Regions from separate parts of the Homo sapiens genome. Here region 2 is linked to region 1. Evidence: read pairs that join two places in POLR2A ChIA-PET (ENCODE). Cell type or tissue: Panc1. All regions are shown on one strand. Links, peaks and the distances in the headings refer to the core of each region. The heading gives the core; the rest is flanking DNA.

The links. Peaks named below come from ENCODE experiments on the same cell type or tissue, not always from the same donor. Only the 100,000 strongest peaks of a DNase experiment are listed, where the experiment ranks them.
Region 2: POLR2A ChIA-PET joins it to region 1 with 9 read pairs; 4 of 35 experiments call an interaction of 5 or more read pairs at or near these places.

What each region holds. Positions count from the first base shown.
Region 1 is chr16:20,359,264-20,369,769 of GRCh38, reverse strand. It overlaps PDILT (protein disulfide isomerase like, testis expressed), which reads left to right. Exons shown (of 12, transcript NM_174924.2): 8 at 81-278; 9 at 4,230-4,350; 10 at 7,188-7,366; 11 at 9,113-9,202; 12 at 10,203-10,506. The coding sequence ends at 10,451. Among named protein-coding and RNA genes, the nearest start is that of UMOD, 12 kb to the right of the region's middle. In Panc1, for the core only: no CTCF peak of the experiment used is centred there; no DNase peak of the experiment used is centred there; H3K27me3 peaks cover 256 bases.
Region 2 is chr16:19,908,102-19,918,607 of GRCh38, reverse strand. No RefSeq gene overlaps it. Among named protein-coding and RNA genes, the nearest start is that of GPRC5B, 29 kb to the right of the region's middle. In Panc1, for the core only: no CTCF peak of the experiment used is centred there; a DNase peak (open chromatin) is centred at 5,608.

The sequences.
Region 1 (10,506 bases), core at 1,939-6,938:
CCCTTAGTCCACAGCCTTTCAGCAGTTTTTCTCCACTGGCAAAGGATCCAGAGAGACAAGGGTTTTGTTTTCTTTGGCAGATCCTTTTCATCCTTGTGGATGCAGACGAACCCAGAAATGGACGTGTCTTCAAGTACTTCCGGGTCACAGAGGTCGATATCCCATCCGTCCAAATCCTAAACTTGAGCTCTGACGCCAGGTACAAAATGCCTTCAGATGACATAACCTACGAAAGCCTCAAGAAATTTGGCCGCAGCTTCCTGAGTAAAAATGCCACAGTAGGTTTTTTCTTGGACAAGGTTTATCCAGAACCTCAAAATCATCTCCTTCTCATAATTCTGTTGGCCTTGATAATTCTCCTCACCTGTATGTGGAGGCAGAATAAAGATCAACTTTGTGGCTCAATGTGGGGAAATCCCCCATCTCCCCACCTCAAATCTATCCAACTTCTGACCTATCCCAAGCCTTTAATTCCTCCACTTATTCTTAGTTGTAAAGTGGAGGCATTTCCTTTGCAGGAATTCACAATAGAAATGCAGGCACTCAGTAGTGTTAACTTGCACTCTGAAAGGAGGCTCTTCTTCTCCTATCACCTCCAATGTGAAAGATCTACTTGGTCCAAGAGTAGATGCTTGCTTTGAGGAGGAGAAGGGAGATGGAGCCACAGGGCAATCAAGATGTAGCCTTAAAAGCTTTAGGGACCTTTTGGTTGGATGGGGTTAGAAAGGGCATAGTCTATTTCGCTGACAGGAAGGAGAGGCTGCAGAAACACATGGAACACGTAGTCACCCACTGTCTATGTCTCCACAGCTACTCTGCTGAGTAAGGTAACCATATTATTAATTTTCCAAATTGGGACATTATGGGAGTAAAGGATTCTGGAATGGGCCAGGTGCGGTGGTTCATGCCTGTAATCCCAGCACTTTGCAAAGTTGAGGTGAGAGGATCACTTGAGCCCAGGAGTTCGAGGCCATACCAAGATCACATCTTGACAAAAAATTTAAAAATTAGCCAGGTGTGGTGGTGTGCATCTGTAGTCTCAGCTACTTAGGAGGCTGAGGCAGGAGCATTGCTTGAGCCTAGAGATCAAGGCTACAGTGAGCTACGATCACACCACTGCACTCCAGCCTGGGCCACAGAGGAAGACCCTGTCCAGCACCACCCCCCCAAAAAAAGTCTGGAACAATAGAAGTAAATCGAGACTCCAGACAAACCCAAATGATGGTCCCCTTACCTGAGTCTTCTACAGCCTTTTGTCCATTCTCCCAGAGACACAGCTGCCCCTATAGCCTTTTCTGTGGAAGCTGTCTCGTGTGCACAGCATTTTCATGGGCTGAGCGGTGAGGCTGCTGTCCTTCTTTCCAATTCCAACCCATTTTCCTTCTTTCATCTTCAGAAACCCCAGATGCCTTGGATCCCATGCTTTTTGACCCTGTGCTCCCACCTCCTTGTTGCTGTCCTCTGACTATCTGCCTTCACTCTCTGAGGACTTAGGCTCCTGATGGCAGCCTTTCCCTAGCCCCAACTCTGCTGTCATTTCCAGAGATGTCAGTGTCTACGACCCTGGTCTCTCTTCTCCAATAGCTGACGTGTCCATGCCATGTCAGCTCCCTGCTCCCATGCCCACAACCCGGAGATTGCAGTACCTCCCAATGCCTGATTTTTCCCTCCAGGACACACATGGCTACGATTCCTCATCCTTCTCATTGCCCTCACCCTCCTGATCCCATTTCTCTTTAGTGCCCCCTCTGTGAACTTGCATTCCATCATTCATTGCTCTGATGATGATTCCCTTACCTCCTTTATCCCCTCCATCTTCCACCTCCTGTATACCCCATAGTACTCACCAGGCAAGTTCCAACTCTGGTTGAACCCCCTTAACTTCCCTGCTTCCAGACCAACATCACCACGAGGGTGACTGGCTTCATGGCATTGCAAACCAGGCTCCCATGGACTCTGAAAAGTGTCCTGGCATCCATATGGAAATTTCAGTTAGTGTGTTCATTTTTAAATCTCAGAGTCTCTCTCTCCTCATATCCCATTCCCACTCACTCTCAGCTGAGTACTGTACCCCTAGATCACTAAGAAAATAGATGTCCTCACATTGGAGGCCTCCTCACTTTCCATTACCACATCTAAAATCCTACCTATCCTCTCTCTCTTCCTTGCAGTTAGATCTGAGGTGGTGTCCGTCTCCCTCGCAAAGGCCAACATGTCTTCTTATGCTGTTAGAGGAGAGATGGGCATCCTCTACAAGATCTATGAGATCCACCTGATCTGAGCCATTCCCAATTCCCCACAATTGTCACCATTTTCTATCTCCCATGCCCCATGGCCACCCCATGTGTGCTCCCACTGAAAGAATCTTTAAGTGCTTTCCAGAGGCTAGAGCGGGTGTGGTGAGGGAGGACACTGTGGAAGAAGAGGCTGTGAGCCAGACAGAGGCTGCACAGCAAGGGTCAACATGGTAAAACCCCGTCTCTACTAAAAATACAAAACATTAGCCGGGTGTGGTGGCACGCACCTGTAGTCCCAGCTACTCAGGAGGCTGAGGCAGGAGAATCGCTTCAACTCGGGAGGTGGAGGTTGCAGTGAGCCCAGATCCCACCACTGCATTCCAGCCTGGGTGACAGAGCGAGACTCTGTCTCAAAAGGAAAGAAAGGAAGAAAGAAAGAAAGAAAGAAAGAAAGAAAGAAAGAAAGAAAGAAAGAAAGAAAGAAAGAAAGAAAGAAAGAAAGAAAGAAGAAAGAGAGAGAGAAATAAATAAAGAAAGAAAGAAAGGAAGGAAGGAAGGAAGGAAGGAAGGAAGGAAGGAAGGAAGGAAGGAAGGAAAGAATTTGGTTTCCTAAGAGCAATGAGAGAAGCCAGATTTGCATGGTAGAAATAGAGCCCTGCTTATAGAGAATAAAGGTGTGGGAGGATTGGGAGGGGACGGGGGGAGAACATCTGGAGGCTCTTCTGGCAATCAAGATGAGAGATGGAGGCTACCTGGATTTGGTCAGTAACCACACAGATGGAGAAAATGATGTGGATTCAGGAGACATTCAGGAGGCAATGGTTGTAGATAAAAAATATGTTTTGAGGTTTCCAACACTTACTTCAAAAAGAAGCAAAAGCTGAGCTCATTTTTTGTTCATTCAGTTGCAAAACATTTATTGAGGATCTACTATGTAACAGGCAATGGATGCTCAATGGCGAGGAAAGAAAAATCTCTTATGACATTCCATCTATTATGGTAGAGACACATTAATCAAATAATTAGAAAAATAAATATAAATAGTAAACGTGAATAAGTGATACAAGAAAAAGTGCTGAGCATTATGAGAATTTATGGCAGCAAGTCCTCATCTAGATGCGGGGAGGGTCAAGGAAGTCCTCCCTTGGGTCATTCTGAGACATACATTTTGAGTTACCCAGATGAAGAAGGGAGAGTAGGAATCAGGAGTGGGGAGGCCTGTCAGCCAGAGGGAACAGCATTAACAAAGGCCTGAGCTGGGAGGAAGGTTGGCCATTTGGTTAAGCTGAAGACCAACATGGCTGAGGAAAGAAAAGAGAAGACTTCCTTTATTGCAGGAACCAATCAAAGTGTGATCAAGGTTTTATAGGTCATGCAAATGGTCTTGATCTTGATTCTTAGAGTAATTGAGGACAACTAATTTTTTTTTTTTTTTTTTTTTTGGAGACGAAATCTTGCTCTGTCAACCAGCCTGGTGTGCAGTAGCGCAATCTCTGCTCACTGCAACCTCTGCCTCCTGGGTTCAAGCAATTCTCTTGCCTCAGCCTCCTGAGTAGCTGGGATTACAGGTGCATGCCACCATACCCAGCTAATATTTGTATTTTTTCTTTTTTTAGTAGAGATGAGGTTTCACCATGTTGGCCAGGCTGGTCTCAAACTCCTGACTTCATGATCCACCCGCCTCGGCCTCCCAAAGTGCTGTGATTATAGGCGTGAGCCACCGCGCCCGGCTTAAATCTTCTTTTTATAAAATCTGAGAATCCATCCCAGTTTGAAGCTTTGTCTGCTCCTCAGTCCCCTGACCCCAAATCGCCCTGAACCATCCAGGGTTGACATCAAGCTCATGATCCATCTCAGTATTTCAAACCCTTTCCTAAGGCTCTTGTGAAAAAAACACGAGAAAACCTTTAGTGGTTTCCAATCAAGGTGGGGAGCCCCACAACTTCAAGACCCTTTATGAAGACTCTTAGGCCTCTCAAATGTGCTTCCTAGAAACATCAATCCAGTGAAGAGATTCCAAAATACTGGGACCAGGGACTGGTTAAGCAGCTCGTGGGGAAGAACTTCAACGTAGTCGTCTTTGACAAAGAAAAGGACGTATTTGTGATGTTCTGTAAGTATCTCCAAGAGGGGTTCTGAGGCAACGGGTGCCAAAATTATGTTTCAAGTGTTTCTCCTGAATTGTTGGGCACTGAAATCTCTAAAACCCATCAATGCACCATGCCAAGGATGGTCTTCAGATACCCAAAGGGATTGACTCAAGATGCTATCAGGAACAATGCAACTCTTTCCCCCAGAAATGTAATTATTGGAATGTATGCAATGCCTTCCACATAACCCAGGCCTATGGCTGTTTGTAAAAACAATAATGCTCATGGCTGACAATGTTTGCTTGGATGCTGTAGTATATTGGGCTTTATTCTAAGCCATTGCATACATTATCTCATTTAATCCTAACGACATCCTTTTGAAAGTAGCTACTTTTATTGCTCAGACTTTGCAGATGACTAAATAGGGTCTCAGGGAGGAGAAGACATTTTTCCATTATCTTGCAGTCAGTAAGTGCCGGAACTGGGATTTGAACTTAGGCATCTGACTTCAGCACCTACACTCCTAACTGCTGTACAGGATTTCTTTGCTTCTGGCTTTAGATGACTTATCAAATGGCCCATAGGAGGTGGGGACCCCAATCCTCCATGTACAGTACTTAGCACAGCGTCTGGCATATTGTAAGCACTTGATAAGTGACAATTGCTACTGCTGTTGTTATTCCTATCATTATAATTACTTCCAGGGCTTATCTAAGGACTATTGCCCTTTTCCCATTGTTTCTGATTTGCACGTGGGAGACAAAGCCAGAGATGTTCTCTCCCACCCTGAGACACAGAGAAAGGTGATACTGAAGTTCCTTCAGACATTTCTTTTATTTTAACATTTAATGAGCCCTTACAATGAGTCAAGCATGAGTTTGCTGTTGACACACCTGCTCTAATGAGCTGTGTAACAAGTTTGTGAGGAAGGTATGGTGGTTTTCCCCATGTCACAGATCAGGGAACCCCATCTCAGAGAGGTTAATGATCTTACCCTAGGTCACACAGTAAGTAGCAAGACAAGAAGTTTAACACAAGCTCTAGTGCTATTACTTTCTGGAGGGTAAGACAAGGGCTACACTGCATCATGCAGGCCTTTTACAATCACTCTGAAAGGGACTGTTATTCACAGAGTGAGGTGCTTAAGGTCTGTGGCTGAATCACCAAGATCCGCTGCCTTTCAATGAGAGGCTAGATGCAGCTGTTCTGTACTTAAGTCACACCCAGAATTGTAAGACTGTCCATTTCATTTTGATAAAAGGCAACAGCAGCTTCATTTTCTTGGAAGTAGGGCCACGGGATTGGCCCCCTGGGGCTGCAGCCATTATGCCCCCTCCTGTTCTGACCCAGGACCCGCTGAGTGCTAGGGGGGCTGCCAGAGATGCTGCAGGCAGGGGGGATGGCCATGGAGACACTTGGCTTGTAAATGGGGTATGATCATCCAAAAGTGGTGTGTCTGGGGGCTTTTGAGGCCATTTCGCTTACAGAGCCAGAAACTGAGCTTTGAGCTCTAGTAGAAGGAAAGCAGGAAAGATTTGCTTTCCCTTGGGTTGGAGCTGGTCTCTGGTTTCCAGAGGCCCAGGAGCCTGGACCACACTCAAAGACCAAAGAACTGTCCACAAGAAAGTTCAGTGTCCCCTGTCCAAGAGTAATTATACCTGTCACACTTCTTGGGGATGTTCTCCTCCTCTGAATTATATATGTATAATAACATGACATGTAATTACCTATAAATGACATGACATAACATAACATAATATCTATATGTTATGTTATATTAATGCCTACCTGTGGTATAGTGGTCACAGGTCAAAGCAGCCTGTCTTTAAACCCCACTTCTTCTGCTTAATTACTCTGGTCTGAAAAGTGCAATTACTGCATAGCTTTGGGCAAGTTCCCAAACCTCTATTGTGAAAACCCCCGTGTGCTGTAACACATATGCACACACACACACACACACACACACATACACATACACAAAAACACACACACACTTTTTGGAAGAACATTAAAGTCATCTAGCGTAAATATTGTTCTTGGCTTTCTTCTTCTACTAGAGTGGAACACTATGTTAAAAGAAAGGAATTTGAAAAAAAGAAAAAAAGCAAGCTGGGCACAGTGGCACAAGCCTGTAGTCCCAGCAAATCAGGAAGCTGAGATGGAAGGATCTCTTGAGCCCAGGAGTTTGAGTTTGAGCCTAACCTGGGCAACATAGCAAGACCTTGCCTCTAAAAAGCAAAACAAAAAAATAGAAGAAAACATGAACACACTAAAAGTGTTAGTATTTAGGTGGAAGAGGGCTAAGCTATTTTTTTCTTTTTGTTTTCTTTTTCTTTTTCTTTCTTTCTTCCTTTTTTTTTTTTTTTTTTTTGAGATGGAGTCTCTCTCTGTCACCCAGACTCGAGTGCAGTGGCGCAATCTCGGCTCATTGCAACCTCCACCTCCCGGGTTCAAGCAATTCTCCTACCTCAGCCTACCGAGTAGCTGGGATTACAGGTGCACGCCATCATGCTCGGCTAATTTTTGCATTTTTAGTAGAGATGGGATTTCACCATGTTGGTCAGGCTGATCTCGAACTCCTGACCTTGTGATCCACCCGCCTCAGCCTCCCAAAGTGCTGGGATTACAGGTGTGAGCCACTGCACCCAGCCAAAACTATTTTTTTTCTAATTTATCGAATAACAATTGGGAACTATTGCTGAAATGTAAAAATAATCTAATATATGATTAAAAGAAGGAGGGAGTGCAATTGGCAAAACAGCAGGACCACAAGTGGAACACAGCGATGCCATGTGTAGGGTGGCGCCAGCTTTCTGGATCTTCATCAATGTGAGCCTGAGCCATGGACCTTCTCTTCCAGATGCACCCTGGTCTAAAAAGTGCAAGATGCTGTTCCCACTGTTGGAGGAATTGGGCAGAAAATATCAAAACCACTCCACAATTATCATTGCCAAGATCGATGTCACAGCAAATGACATTCAGCTGATGTACCTGGACCGGTACCCATTCTTCAGGCTGTTCCCCAGCGGCTCTCAACAAGTGAGGGGCTCTTGGGACGCACATGGCTGAAAACAATGTTATGTTATTATCAGGGACTCAGTTTCTCCCTACCACCAGCTGCGCTTTCTACCAAACCAGTTTTATTCTCAGCTGTAGCCACTATCCATCCTCTCACATTCAAGTTCAAAGATTATTTTCCAGTAGTTTGCACCAAAGTCCTGAGACTCACTATCATTGGGTGTAGCTTGCATATCCCTGACCCAACCACTGTGGCCAAGTGGATGTGGGTGTTTTGATGGGCAGGCCTGGTTTTATATGGTTCCTGCTAGCATTGGGGCTGAGCTCTGCCCTAACTATCTGAAATAAGGTGGGAGGAATCTCCATGAGAATATTGGATGTGGGGTATTACCAGGTGAAGGCAAAAATACATGCTAGAGACAAACAATGTCATTTCCACCTTGGGATTACAGTCATTGGCCATAACCAGTGTTGATACAACCCACACTCCATGCCATGTCCATGCATGGGAAAGAGCATCAGTCAAAGAAATGTGAGCCCAGGTTCCTGCTCCTTAGAAGAGTATGGATGAATGCAATTGAAATCAAGGGGGAGGAAGAGCTTCTGGAGGGCAGATATGGCTGCAAGTCTCCATGCAGACCCAGGACTCTGCAGAATGGTGGGGACTTAAATCAGGTTAGAGGAGGGACTGTGTACTACAGGTAGGAAGTGTGGTCTGAACAAAGAGGTGGGCAGAAGGGTGACCCCAGCACTGTGGCAAGATTCCACTGTGACCCACTCTTTGCTCAGTCTGCACTGCAGAGGATGCATGTCGGGGAGTTGTGTTACTGAGGCTGGGCTGAGAGGATGAGGCTAAGGTAGTAATCTCAAATTATCTGAAAAGAAGCTTAGGTGACCTGTGGGCATTAAGCAGCTTCTGAACTTTCCTAAAGAGGAAAGGGAGTCGGGCGTGGTGTCTCAACGCGTGTAATCTCATTACGTTGGGAGCCTGAGGCAGTTGGATCACGAGGTCAAGAGATCCAGACCATCCTGGCCAACATGGTGAAACCCCGTCTCTACTGAAAATATAAAATTAGCCAGTCGTGGTGGTGCATGCCTGTAGTCCCAGCTACTCAGGAGACTGAGGCAGGGGAATCGCTTGAACCTGGGAGGCAGAGGTTGCAGTGAGCTGAGATCACGCCACTGCACTCCAGGATGGTGACAGAGCAAGATTCCATATAAAAAAAAAAAAAAAGAGGAAAGGGAACTTGTGATAATGGAGCACTGACCATGTACCAGATGCTTCCGAAAAGAACTATTCTTCCTCTTATTATTGTTGCTATGATAGTAATAATAATAATAACAAACGCCTATCGTGCTTATCATGAACCAGGCGCTGTTTTCAATACTTCACATACATTACCTCATTTAATCCTTATAACAACCCTACGAGGTAGGTACTATTTTGTCTCCATATTAGAGATAGGAAAAGTGAGTCAGAGAAATTAAATAAGCAGACCACACTGCAGTAATGCAGCCAAAGTTTAAGGCTTTGCTGTGTGGTTTTACAGTCCGTGCTTTGATCCACTGCATAACAACCCTATGTCAGAAGCATTTTTATTATCCTTCCCTTGGAACCATGGCACTGGAGGCTAAGAGAGGTTAGGGAACCTGCATAACATACCCGGGGTTGTTAGGAATTTGACCCTGGGTTTACCTAGGTAGCAATCCTCGAGCATCTCTGCGGGAAGAGGATCCCATCCTGACCCTGTTCCATTTTCATCCTAGGCTGTCCTGTATAAGGGAGAACACACCCTGAAGGGCTTCTCTGACTTCCTGGAAAGCCACATCAAAACTAAGATTGAGGATGAGGATGAGGTAAGGGGCAACAGAAATACTCTGAATTATTCTGTCCCACACAGAATCCCTAGGAACTTAATGGACAACAAAAGAGTATGGCTGGAGTTCCATAATCTTGGGAGATGGTTGAGGATGGATGGAGAAGCATCCAGGTTGGGTGACTCTACTAGTCACCTTTATTTCAAAGGCACTTACTATGGGAAGCAGAAATGGCAAACTTTAGAAACATCTAGAAAGACCAAGGCTCTGAGGTAACACACAGCTCCTTGCCTTGGGCCGCTTCCCTGGCACTGACCAGATGTCTTGGTGGGATTCTGCCCTCTGGCATTACTCTCCTGATGCATAGGACCACAGTCCCCTTTCTCCCCTAGCCATGCCTCAGTGAGGCCCTCTGCTGGACAGTGCCCTCTGTATTAATTAAGACTTCCACTGGAAATTTCAGACACTACTCTTTGCTTTAAGCAACAATGGGAATTTATCCCATATAACTGGTAGAACATCAGGTGTGGGTGGATCCGGAACCCAGACTTGCTTTCTGTCTTCCCATCTCTGTTTTCCTCTATGTTGGTTTCATTCTCAAGTAGTCATTTCCCCACAGAAGTTCAAAGATTACACCACAGCTCCAAACTATCATCCTCCCAGTTTAGAAAGCAAGCATCTACTTCTTAGATGTCCCAGAAAATGTCCTGGACAGAGATCTCATTAGCTAAGACTGGTCACCTGTCCAGTCCTGGAGCTAGTGGTGCAGGAGCCACATCTACAGACTTAGAACCTTTGGTTCCCCCAAAGGTCCTCTTACCTGAAGGGTGAAACCACAGTTGGGCACTTTACCTCTGAAACCAAACGGATCTTCAGCATCTGTGAAAACCCTGCAGTCCAAAGACTGATTCTCTCTGGGCACTTTCAGAAAAAGTAGGCTTGACTATTACAACCACAATGATGACATATTTCTTGCCTCTTTATTTCTTTCTCCCTTTCTTCCCTCCCTCCCTTCTTCCTTCCACCTTTGCTTTCATAGCTGTTGTCTGTTGAGCAAAATGAAGTGATAGAAGAGGAAGTGCTAGCTGAGGAAAAGGAGGTGCCTATGATGAGGAAAGGGTTACCTGAACAGCAGTCGCCTGAGCTGGAGAACATGACCAAGTACGTATCCAAGCTGGAAGAGCCCGCTGGGAAGAAGAAAACATCTGAGGAGGTGGTGGTGGTGGTGGCTAAGCCAAAGGGACCTCCAGTGCAAAAGAAGAAACCAAAAGTCAAGGAAGAACTTTAGCTTCTCCAATACCAGGAAAAAAGATGCTTATTTTCCAGATCCTGGCATCATTTTC
Region 2 (10,506 bases), core at 3,674-8,673, 450 kb after region 1:
CGCCTCGGCCTCCCAAAGTGTTGTCATTATTTTCTTGGTTCAAAGTTCAGATCTAAAATAAATAATTAAAAAATTTTAAAGAATAAATTTCCGACCGGGATCGGTGGCTCACGCCTGTAATCCCAGCACTTTGGGAGGCTGTGGCGGGTGGATCACGAGGTCAGGAGATTGAGACCATCCTGGCTAACACGATGAAACCCCATCTCTACTAAAAATACAAAAAATTAGCCGGGCGTGGTGCCAGGCGCCTGTAATCCCAGCTACTGGGAGGCTGAGGTAGGAGAATGGCCTGAACCCGGGAGGCGGACCTTGCAGTGAGCCGAGATCGTGCCACTGCTCTCCAGCCTGGGCAACAGAGCGAGACTCCATCTCAAAATAAATAAATAAATAAATAAATAAATAAATAAATAAGGATAAATTTCCATTTTAGGGATAGTCAAACTCAATATATAGCAGGTATATACTTGTATTTTACAGATAACTCTGGAAAGATGCACACACACACACACACACACACACACACACACACACACACACAAAAACTGATTTCAAAGGTAACCAGTAGTTTTGGTCCTTGGGGGGCATTAGGAGAGTGAGGTTCTGGGAGTTAGAAATGAAAAGTAAACTCACTTTTCTCCTTATGCCTTTATGCCTTTTTATACTGTTTGATTTTTTTTTTTTTTTGAGACAGAGTCTCAGTCTGTTACCCAGGCTGGCATACAGTGGCGTGATCTCAGCTCACTGCAACCTCTGCCTCCCAGGTTTAAATTATTCTCCTGCCTCAGCCTCCCAAGCAGCTGGCACCACAGGCGCGCATCCTGACACCTGGCTAATTTTTTTATATTTTAGCAGAGATGGGGTTTCCTTCAGTTGGCCAGGCTGGTCGAACTCCTGACCTCAGGTGATCCACCTGCCTCGGCCTCCCAAAGTGCTGGGATTACAGACTTGAGCCACCGTGCCTAGCCACTGTTTAATTCTATTACTATGCAAACATTGCCTTGCTCAAAACAAACAAGATGTAAAATAAAAAATAAAGGCTACACAAAACCACTTTTCCGCACCAATGTCCTCACTTTACAGATGGAAAACTGAGACCAAATAAGAGAAAGCTCCCTCTGTGCACAAAGCCTCTGGCTCTCATGGCAGTGGAGACCCCTCCCTCTGAGCTCCCAGAGCCCTTTGTTCTTCTCCAGGTTGGAGCATTGACCACGTCTTGTTGCCAACATTCTCATGCCTTGTCCATCTCTGTGCCTTCGGTATCCAGCCCAAGACGTCTTTAAACTTCTGTCATTTTTGTTCCTGCACTCATCCTGCAACTGATATTTGTTGAGAACTGATCATGGTCCAGGCACTATGCTAAGTGCTGTGAGTACATTGATAACCCTCAGGGGCAAAGTCCCTCCCGACCATAGAGACAGGGCTGCCACGTACAGCCTCACAGGATGCACACTGCACAATTTCAGAACGTGACATTCACATATGCTATTATTTAACTGGTATTCTCTGGATTTGTGCAGTGCACAACCTAGGTAACTATATACAGTTTCCCTGCCCATATTTCCAGTAGTTCAGCGGGGAAGATAAATTAAACAAAGCAGTATATATTTATTTTCATTGGAATCAGGGCAATTAAAAAAAAAGAACCATGTTGCTAAAAGAGAGAACAAATAGACAGATCTATTTTGAGTTTCACATAAGCCATTCAGAGAAAGTGATATTTATATACATTTATTTATTTATTTATTTATTTATTTATTTATTTATTTATTTATTTGATACAGAGTCTCATTCTATTGCCTAGGATCCAGGGCAGTGGTGTGATCACAGCTAACTGCAGCATTGACCTCCCAGGCTCAAGCAATCCTGCCTCAGCCTCTCAAGTCGCTGGGACCACAGGCACACACCACCATGCCCGGCTAATTTTTGCGTCTTTTGTAGAGACAGGGTTTCGCCATGTCTATCAGGCTGGTCTTGAACTCCTGGACTCAAGTGATCCACCCTCCTTGGTCTGCCAAAGTACTGGGATTACAGGTGTGAGCCACCACACCCAGCCAGAAAGTTATATTTAAACCAAGACCTGGTATTTGTCAGGAATTTTATTTAGTTGATAGTAACAGAGGCTGGACTTAGTAGCTTTAGTGAAACAGAGCTTCTTTTTTCGCTTGTTCCACAGGAAATCAGAAAGTAGGCAGCCCAGGACTGATTTGGGAGTTCCAGCAGTTATCAGGACCCCAGCCTCCTTCTGTCTTTCTGCTCCATACCCCTTAGCATGTGGTTTTCATCCTCAAGGTTGTCTCATGGTCCAAGATGGTTGCCAGAGCTCCAGCCACTACATCTGCCTCACAGACAACAACATGGGACAAGGACATTAGAGACATAAGGGACGCCTCCCCAGTCCACTTAAGGAGCTGACCATAAGTTTCACAAAATATTCCACATCCATCTCATTGGCCCAAAACTAGTTACGTGAATATCGCACGCTGGAAGAGAGGCTGGGGCATGTGAGCTCTAAAGAGTTGCCCAGGGTTTTATTACCAAAAAGGGGAAATTATGATTGAGAGGTAATACGTAGCCCCTGTTATGGACTGGGAGAATAAACGGGAGATAATTAAGTGAAAGTGTTGTGGGGAGCAGGTTCCAGGCAGAGGGAATAGCAAATACAAAGGATCCAAGAGAAGGAGGTTGGGCCGGGGCACAGCGGTTCACACCTGTAATCCCAGCACTTTTGGAGGCCAAGGCAGAAGGATCGCTTACGCCCAGGAGTTTGAGACCAGCCTGGGCAACATAGAGAGATCCCGTCTCTACAAAAAATACCAAAATAAATAAATAAATAATAGCCAGCCGCGGTGGTATGTGAATAAAAATAAAAATAAATTTAAAAAATACTCTGTTGCCCAGGCTGGAGGGCAGTGGTGCAATCATGGCTCACTGCAGCCTCGACCTCCTGGGCTCAGGTAATCCTCCCATCTCAGCCTCCTGAGTAGCTGGGACTACAGGCACATACCACCATGGCTGACTAATTTTTCAAAAATAAAAATAAAAATATTAAAAAATAAAATAAATTTTAAAATATTCAAAAATAAAAATAAAATTTAAAAATATTTTTGAATATTTTAAATATAGTGGGCCGGGCGCGGTGGCTCACGCCTGTAATCTCTGCACTTTGTGAGGCCGAGGCAGGTGGATCACCTGAAGTCAGGAGTTCAAGACCAGCCTGGCCAACATGATGAAACCCCCTCTCTACTAAAAATACAAAAACTTAGCTGGGTGTGGTGCCACACTCCTGTAATCCCAGCTACTCAGGAGGCTGAGGCAGGAGAATCACTAGAACCTGGGAGGCAGAGGTTGCAGTGAGCCGAGATTGCACCACTGCACTCCATCCTGAGCAAGAAGAGCAAAACTGCGTCTCAAAATAAAATAAAATAATAAATAAATATATATATATTTAACGAGCGAGATTCCATCTCGAATTTGAATATTTAAAATATTCAAAAAATTATATTTTAATAAAATTAAAAATAATTTTTATTTTATTCAAAAATAAAAATAAATTAAAGAAATAAAAAGAAGGAGGTTGGTCTGTTCTCAGAACTGAAAGGAGACCAGCATGGTTGGAGCACATTCAATGGGAGAAGATGAGGAACCAGGGGAAGGAGAAATACCCAGGCTCGCAGGCACATCAGCAAACCCAGCTGCATGCCTTCCACTCTGGGCGAAGCCTTGGCATCAAACAGACCCATGTTCATATTCTAACATCACCTTTTACAACTGAGAGCCCTCAGGTAAGTCTTTTAACTTACCTGAGCCTCCACTTCCTTACCTGTAAAACAAGAATTATACCTGTATGATTTCTTATTTGAATAAGAATTTGAATAATAGATTTCTTATGTGAATTAAATGAGATAATGCATATAAGGAGGTTAGCACAGCGCCTAACACATATTGAGCACACAGTATTATTGATTCGCTACACATTGACCATGAAGACTTACGTGATTGTGGCCTAGTCAAGAGTCAAGGTTGTAACTCCAGGCTCGAGCAAATTCACTGGCTTAGTGCTTAAAAGTTAGTCATAGTTAGTGCTTAACGTAAAAGTTGGGTATGGGACAGGCACAGTGGCTCAAGCCTGTAATCCCAGCACTTTGGGAGGCTGAGGCAGGCGGATCATTTGAGGTCAGGAGTTCGAGACCAGCCTGCATGGTGAAACCCCACCTCTACTAAAAATACAAAAAAAAATTAGCCAGGCATGGTGATGCATGCCTGTAATTCCAGCTACTCAGGAGGCTGAGGCACAAGAATCACTTGAACCCAGGAGGCAGAGGTTGCAGTGAACCAAGATCTCGCCACTGCACTCCAGCCTGGGCAAGAGCAAGATTCCATCTCAAAACAAAAAAAAAACAAAACAGAAAACAAAAAAACAATAGCTGAGTGTCACGGGGCATGCCAGTAGTCCCAGCTGCTCAGAAGACTGAAGCTGGAGGCTTGGTGGAGCCCAGGAGTTTGAGTTCATCCTGGGCAACATAGCAAGACCCTATCACAAAAAAATAAGAAGTAAAATAATAATAATGCAAAATAAAACATCTTTTAAAATGATAGGTGTTACTATTGTGGCTCTTGGTGAGGACAGCAGATGGCTCATCAGAATTTCTTCCAGAGCCTCTCTTGGCCTCCCCACCGTGCCAGGCAACCACGGAAACATTCAGTCTTCAGATTACCAACCTCAACTGCAAACTAGAAAGGAGGGTCCCAGAATGGAAAGTGCCACCCTAAGAATGGAAAGTGCCACCCTAAATTGCAAACAGACCCCCCGGGTGCCAGGCGAGAGCCTCAAACACGCTCTCTACTTTGCTCAGGCTCTCGGAGTCAATCAGCTCAGGCTCTGATGCAGAAACGCTTACCGCCCTGAACTCGAATAAAGCTCACACTCAGACTCCAGGAACCACCGTCTTTTACATCCCCATCGATCCTCTAAGCCTATTTTTATGATTCCTCTTCCCAGTGAGTGTTGTGTATATTTTTGGGCTGTGTTCCTCTCATAAATAAATAAATGTGTAGGTAAATACTAATAAGAGCTAGCATTTATTAAGCACTTGGCGTGGTGCCAGGGATGGTGCTGAGGGGTTTGCCTGTTATTTTATTTCACCATCATGATGACCTAATGAAACTGGCACCATAATGATCCGCATTTTACAGGAAAGGAAACTGACACTCAGAGGGATGAGGTCATTTGTCATTTCCCCCAAAAAAGGGGCAGAACAGGGATTTGACCTCAAGTCTGTCTGATCCAAAGCCCCGATTACTGAGTTCTGAGCAGCTCGTGTGGACATGAACCCAAACTTCATCTCACTTCCTAAGTGCCTTCCTTCCTTCGGTCCCCACTAATTAAGCTTCTGCCGTCGATGCCAAGCCGGACAGGGAAATGCTAAGTGCTCAAACTAAGCTGATGATTTGAAAATGCCAATAGTCCTTCATTTCTGCTGACCACCCTGAGCCTGGGGCCGGCTCACTCCTGAGCCTGGGACCCAGAACAACGTAATGGATGAGCCGCGTGTTGAGCAATGCTTTATGCCATTCAGGAGTGACTCGGGCTGAGCTCATCTCAGTAGTCAGCGTGTTAATTACAACTGCCCAAATGAGGCCCATTCATCCATTAATACCAATGAGCCAGCTCCAGAAGGCAGAGGCAAGATGACTCGCACTCATGAATCTTGCTCATTGTAGATTCGACAACCACCATGGCCTGGCCACCCAGGCTACATCTTCATTGATATCGAATTATTTGTACTTCCCCTGCAAGTCTCTCCAATTTTCACCCCATCCTTTCCCAAAGAAGACCTCAAAGAAGAAGCAAAAGGCAGCATGCCTGGCACAAAAGACGTGGGCTTCAAAGCTTGAGAGACTCGGTCGAATCCTGGCTCTGCCACTGACCAACAGAGTGACCTTAGGCAGGTCATTTCATGTCTCTGGGCCTCAGTTATCCCATCTGTCAAATGGGGCTAATCACTTCCACCCCTCTTTCGTGTTCATACTGGGAGCTAGAAGATGTGATATCTAAATGTTCCAGCTTGCAGCAAGGCTCAGCGCATGTTAGCTGTTGTTACTAATTGTATCATTAGATGGCTTGGATCACTTTCACGTCATTTCCCCCAGCGCACTGGGGTTTATGGGATGGCAGCTACCATGTGGCTGGAGAGTGATTCCCAAATTTCAGTGCACTGGGGATGCTTGTTTAAAACACAAGATCTGAAGCCCCCAGCCATTCTGATTCCAGAGTAGAGCTGAAGACTGCGTGTTTGGTAACCACCTCGGGGTTTAAGGCTTTCAGACAGCCGTTCTCAGCCCTGCCTACACACTGGGATCACGGGGAAGCGGGGAAAGGAAGTGGGGGAGGTGGGGGGGAAGAGGTTTAGTTTTTTTAATGCCTGGATCCTAACTGCAGAAATTCTGATGTTCTGGGGCCCTTGTGTGGCTGGGATATCAGGATTTTTTTCTAAAGTTCCCCCAGATGATTTTAATGTGCAACCAGGGCTGAGACCTACTGCTATCAGCCAGTGTTTCTCAGAGCGTGGTGCAGGGACCCACACATCGGCATCAGGCTCACTGGGAACGTGTCTGAAATGCAGATTCTCCCTCTGTCCTACCTCAACCTGCTGATTCAGAGACTCTGGGGGTGGGACTTAGCACTGATTTATAAAGCTTTCAAAGGGATTCATTTTTTTGGTGTTTTTTTTTTTTTCTTTTTTTTTTGGATACAAGGTCTGGCTCTGTCACCCAGGCTGGAATGCAGTGGTGCAATCACAGCTCACTGCAGCCTCAACCTCCTGGGTTCAAGTGATCCTCCCACCTCAGTCTCCTGAGTAGCTGGGACTACAGGCTCGAACCACCATGGCTGGCTAATTTTGGGTTTTTTTTTTGTAGAGATAGGATCTCCATATGTTGCCCAGGCTGGTCTCAAACTCCTGGGCTCAGGCAATCCCCCCGGCCGGGGCATCCCAAAGTGCTGGGATTACAGGCATCAGCCACCAATGTCAGGCTCCCCTGGTGATTCTGACACACACTTAAGTTTAAGAACCCCTGCTATAAGGCCTGGCATCCCCCAGACTTCATGCTGTTAAGAACCACTTGGGGAAGAGGTTTGTTATTGCTCCCTTTTCCCACCCTTTCTCTTTTGAACACTGTTGTGTCGTGATGTGAAGCTTGGAGCTTTGGCAGCCATCTTACAAACATGAGGTAAAAACCAAGGCTTCACAGAGATAGCACCCCAGTGCCTCGCAGTCACTGAGTCACTGCCCCAACCTCTGACCCTCTACTTCCAAACTTCCCATTAGCTAAATGCCTTGATTGTTTAAGCTCCTATTATTTGAGTCTTCTCTTACTTGCAATGGAACACATTTTTTATTGGTATAAGTATTCCCAACACAGTATGAGTGCATAGAACAACTTTAAAAGATCCCTGCGATAGGCTGGGCATGGTGGCTCATGCTTATAATACTAGCACTTTGGGAGGTCAGGAGGACCTCTTGAGCCTAGGAATTTGAGACCAGCCTGGGTAACACAGTGAGACCCTGTCTCTACAAAAATTAAAACAAAATTAGTTGGGTGTGGTGGCACGTGCTCATAGTCCCAGCTACTCGAGAAGCTGAGGTGGGAGGATTGCTTGGGCCCAGGAGTTCAAGGCTGCAGTGGGCTGTGATCATGCCACTGTACTCCAGCCCGGATGACAGAGCAAGACCCTCTCAAAAAGAAAAAAAGAAAAAAAAATTCCAGGACATAAAATGATGTAATGCCTAAAATTTTACTTTGAATATTCTCAGAAAAAAAAAAACAGACTAAGTGTGAAGAGAGGAGTGGGGTCGATTTTGACTTTAAAAAATATTTAAGTTAAATTTTGAGAAATCCCTCTTAAGAAAAAATTTTGAATCTGGGCTGTGGGGATAGATGAAATGAGATTGCAAAGATTGATATCTACTAAATCTGGGCGATGTTGAATCTACACATACTACATATGATTGTGGAAATTACCATCATAAAAAGTAAAAACAATTTTAAAAGATTAACTGTTTTAAAACAAAGTCTAGGCATGGCGGCTCACACCTGTAATCCCAGCACTTTGGGAGGCCGAGGCGGGCAGATCACCTGAGGTCGGAGTTCAAGACCAGCCTGACAAATATGGTGAAACCCTGTCTCTAGTAAAAATACAAAAATTAGCCAGCCTGTGGTGGCCCATGCCTGTAATCCCTGCTACTCAGGAGGCTGAGGTGGGAGAATCCCTTGAACCCAGGAAGCAGAGGTTGCAGTGAGCCAAGATCATACCACTGCACTCCAGCCTGGGCCACAGAGGGAGACACTGTCTCCAAAAAAAAAAAAAAAAAAAAAAAGACTGGCTCCCTTCTCCCCTGGAGGCAGGGGAACTGGAAGAATTGGAGATTATCACTGAGAGTTGAGGACAAGAAATCTGCATTACGAAATAAGTCCCTGTAGATTTCATCATCTCTAGAGCCCTCATTAGTGCTGATTAGGGAAACTGATTCCCAGGAAAACTAGAGAACATTATGGCACAGCAGCAGCACTGAATGATGGCTTTGGCATCCAAAAGTTCAAGTTCAGGTTCTGCCACTTATCAGCTATGTGACCTTAGGCAAGTGACTGATCTTTCTGAGCCTCAGTCACCCCTGCTGTAAAATGGGGATAATAAAGATTCTCACCTCTTAGACAATTGTGAGAAATAATGGAAATAATGTATGTATTTAAGAAATAGTAGCTGCTATGGTTATTATTTTATCTTTACTTCTAGTTTAAAGTCAAGAGTTGGCCGGAAGTGGTGGCTCACACCTGTAATCCCAGCACTTTTAGAGGATTGTTTGAGGTAAGGTGTTCGAGACCACCCTAGCCAACACAGGGAGACTCCGTCTCTAAATTAAATAAATAATCAATCCAGGCCAGGCGTGGTGGCTCACGCCCATAATCCCAGCACTTTGGGAGGCTGAGGCGGGTGGATCACTTGAGGTCAGGAGTTCAAGACCAGCCTGGCCAACATGGTGAAACCCTATCTCTACTAAAAATATAAAAAATTAGCCAGGCGTGGTGGCACATGCCTGTAATCCCAGCGACTGGAGAGGCTGAGGCAGGAGAATCACTTGAACCCGGGAGGCAGAGGTTGCAGTGAGCTGAGATCACACCACTCCACTCCAGCCTGGGTGACAGAGCAAGGCTCCATCTCAAAAAAAATAAATAAATAACAGTAATAATAATAAAGCCACATTCTCAGCCTTCCCTTGCCCACCCTGAGAAGTGAGTGTTTGCCCTCATTTCTATATTTCTGAGCCCCAACCGTCCCACCATTCTGACCTTAGCTACCCTCCCCTCCCCATCCCAACTAGTATTAACATATAGTGAATATTCATCATAGGCCAAGAACTGAGCTGGATCTTTACCTGGATTATCTCATTTAATCCATGATATTATTAGACCCATTTTACAGAGGAAGAAACTGAGGTTCAGAGAGGTTAAGATCATACAGCTATGAAGTGGGCTCTGAGACCAAGTGTACCTAATTTCCCAAAGTTCAGGTCATTTTTTTCCTCCAACACAGATCTTGAGAGGTGAGAATAAAAGCCTTACCTACAACACTAGCCAACATTTAGGATCTACACACATGTATTATTACCCTCTCATTTATCTTTTTTTTTTCTTCTTTTTTATTTTTTTTGGAGACAGGGTCTCACTCTGTCACCCAGGCTGGAGTGCAGTGGTATGATCATAGCTCACTGCAACCTCCATCTCCTGGGCTCAATCCATCCTCACGTCTCAGCCTCCCAAATAGCTGAGACTACAGGCACATGCCACCACACCTGCCTAATTTTTTTTACTTTTTGATAGAGACAGGGTTTCACCATGTTGGCCACACTAGTCTTGAACTCCTGAGTCAGGCAATCTGCCCACCGTGGCCTCCCAAAGTTCTGGGATTACGGGCATGAGCCACCGTGCCTGGCCCTTTTATTTCCATTTTACAGATAAGAAAACCGAGTCCAGGGTCTATCCCAGCAGCAAGGACTGACCACCTTCCCAATTCCACTTCTCATGCGCTGGGAGTGAAGCTTATATTTCTGGACTCTTGACCCAGTGCTCATTCAGCATCTTTCCCTTCCCCATCCTCCATCCCTGTCAGGCCTCTGAGCCCATGCTAAGCCATCATATCCCCTGTGACCAGCACGCATACATCCAGATGGCCCAGATGGCCCGAAGTAACTGAAGAATCACAAAAGAAGTGAAAATGGCCTGTTCCTGCCTTAACTGATGACATTACCTTGTGAAATTTCTTCTCCAGGCTCATCCTGGCTCAAAAACTCTCCCACTGAGCACCTTGTGATCCCCACCCCTGCCCGCCAGAGAACAACCCCCTTTGACTGTAATTTTCCACTACCTACCCAAATCCTATAAAACAGCCCCACATCTGTCTGCCTTTGCTGACTCTCTTTTCGGACTCAGCGCGCCTGCCCCCAGGTG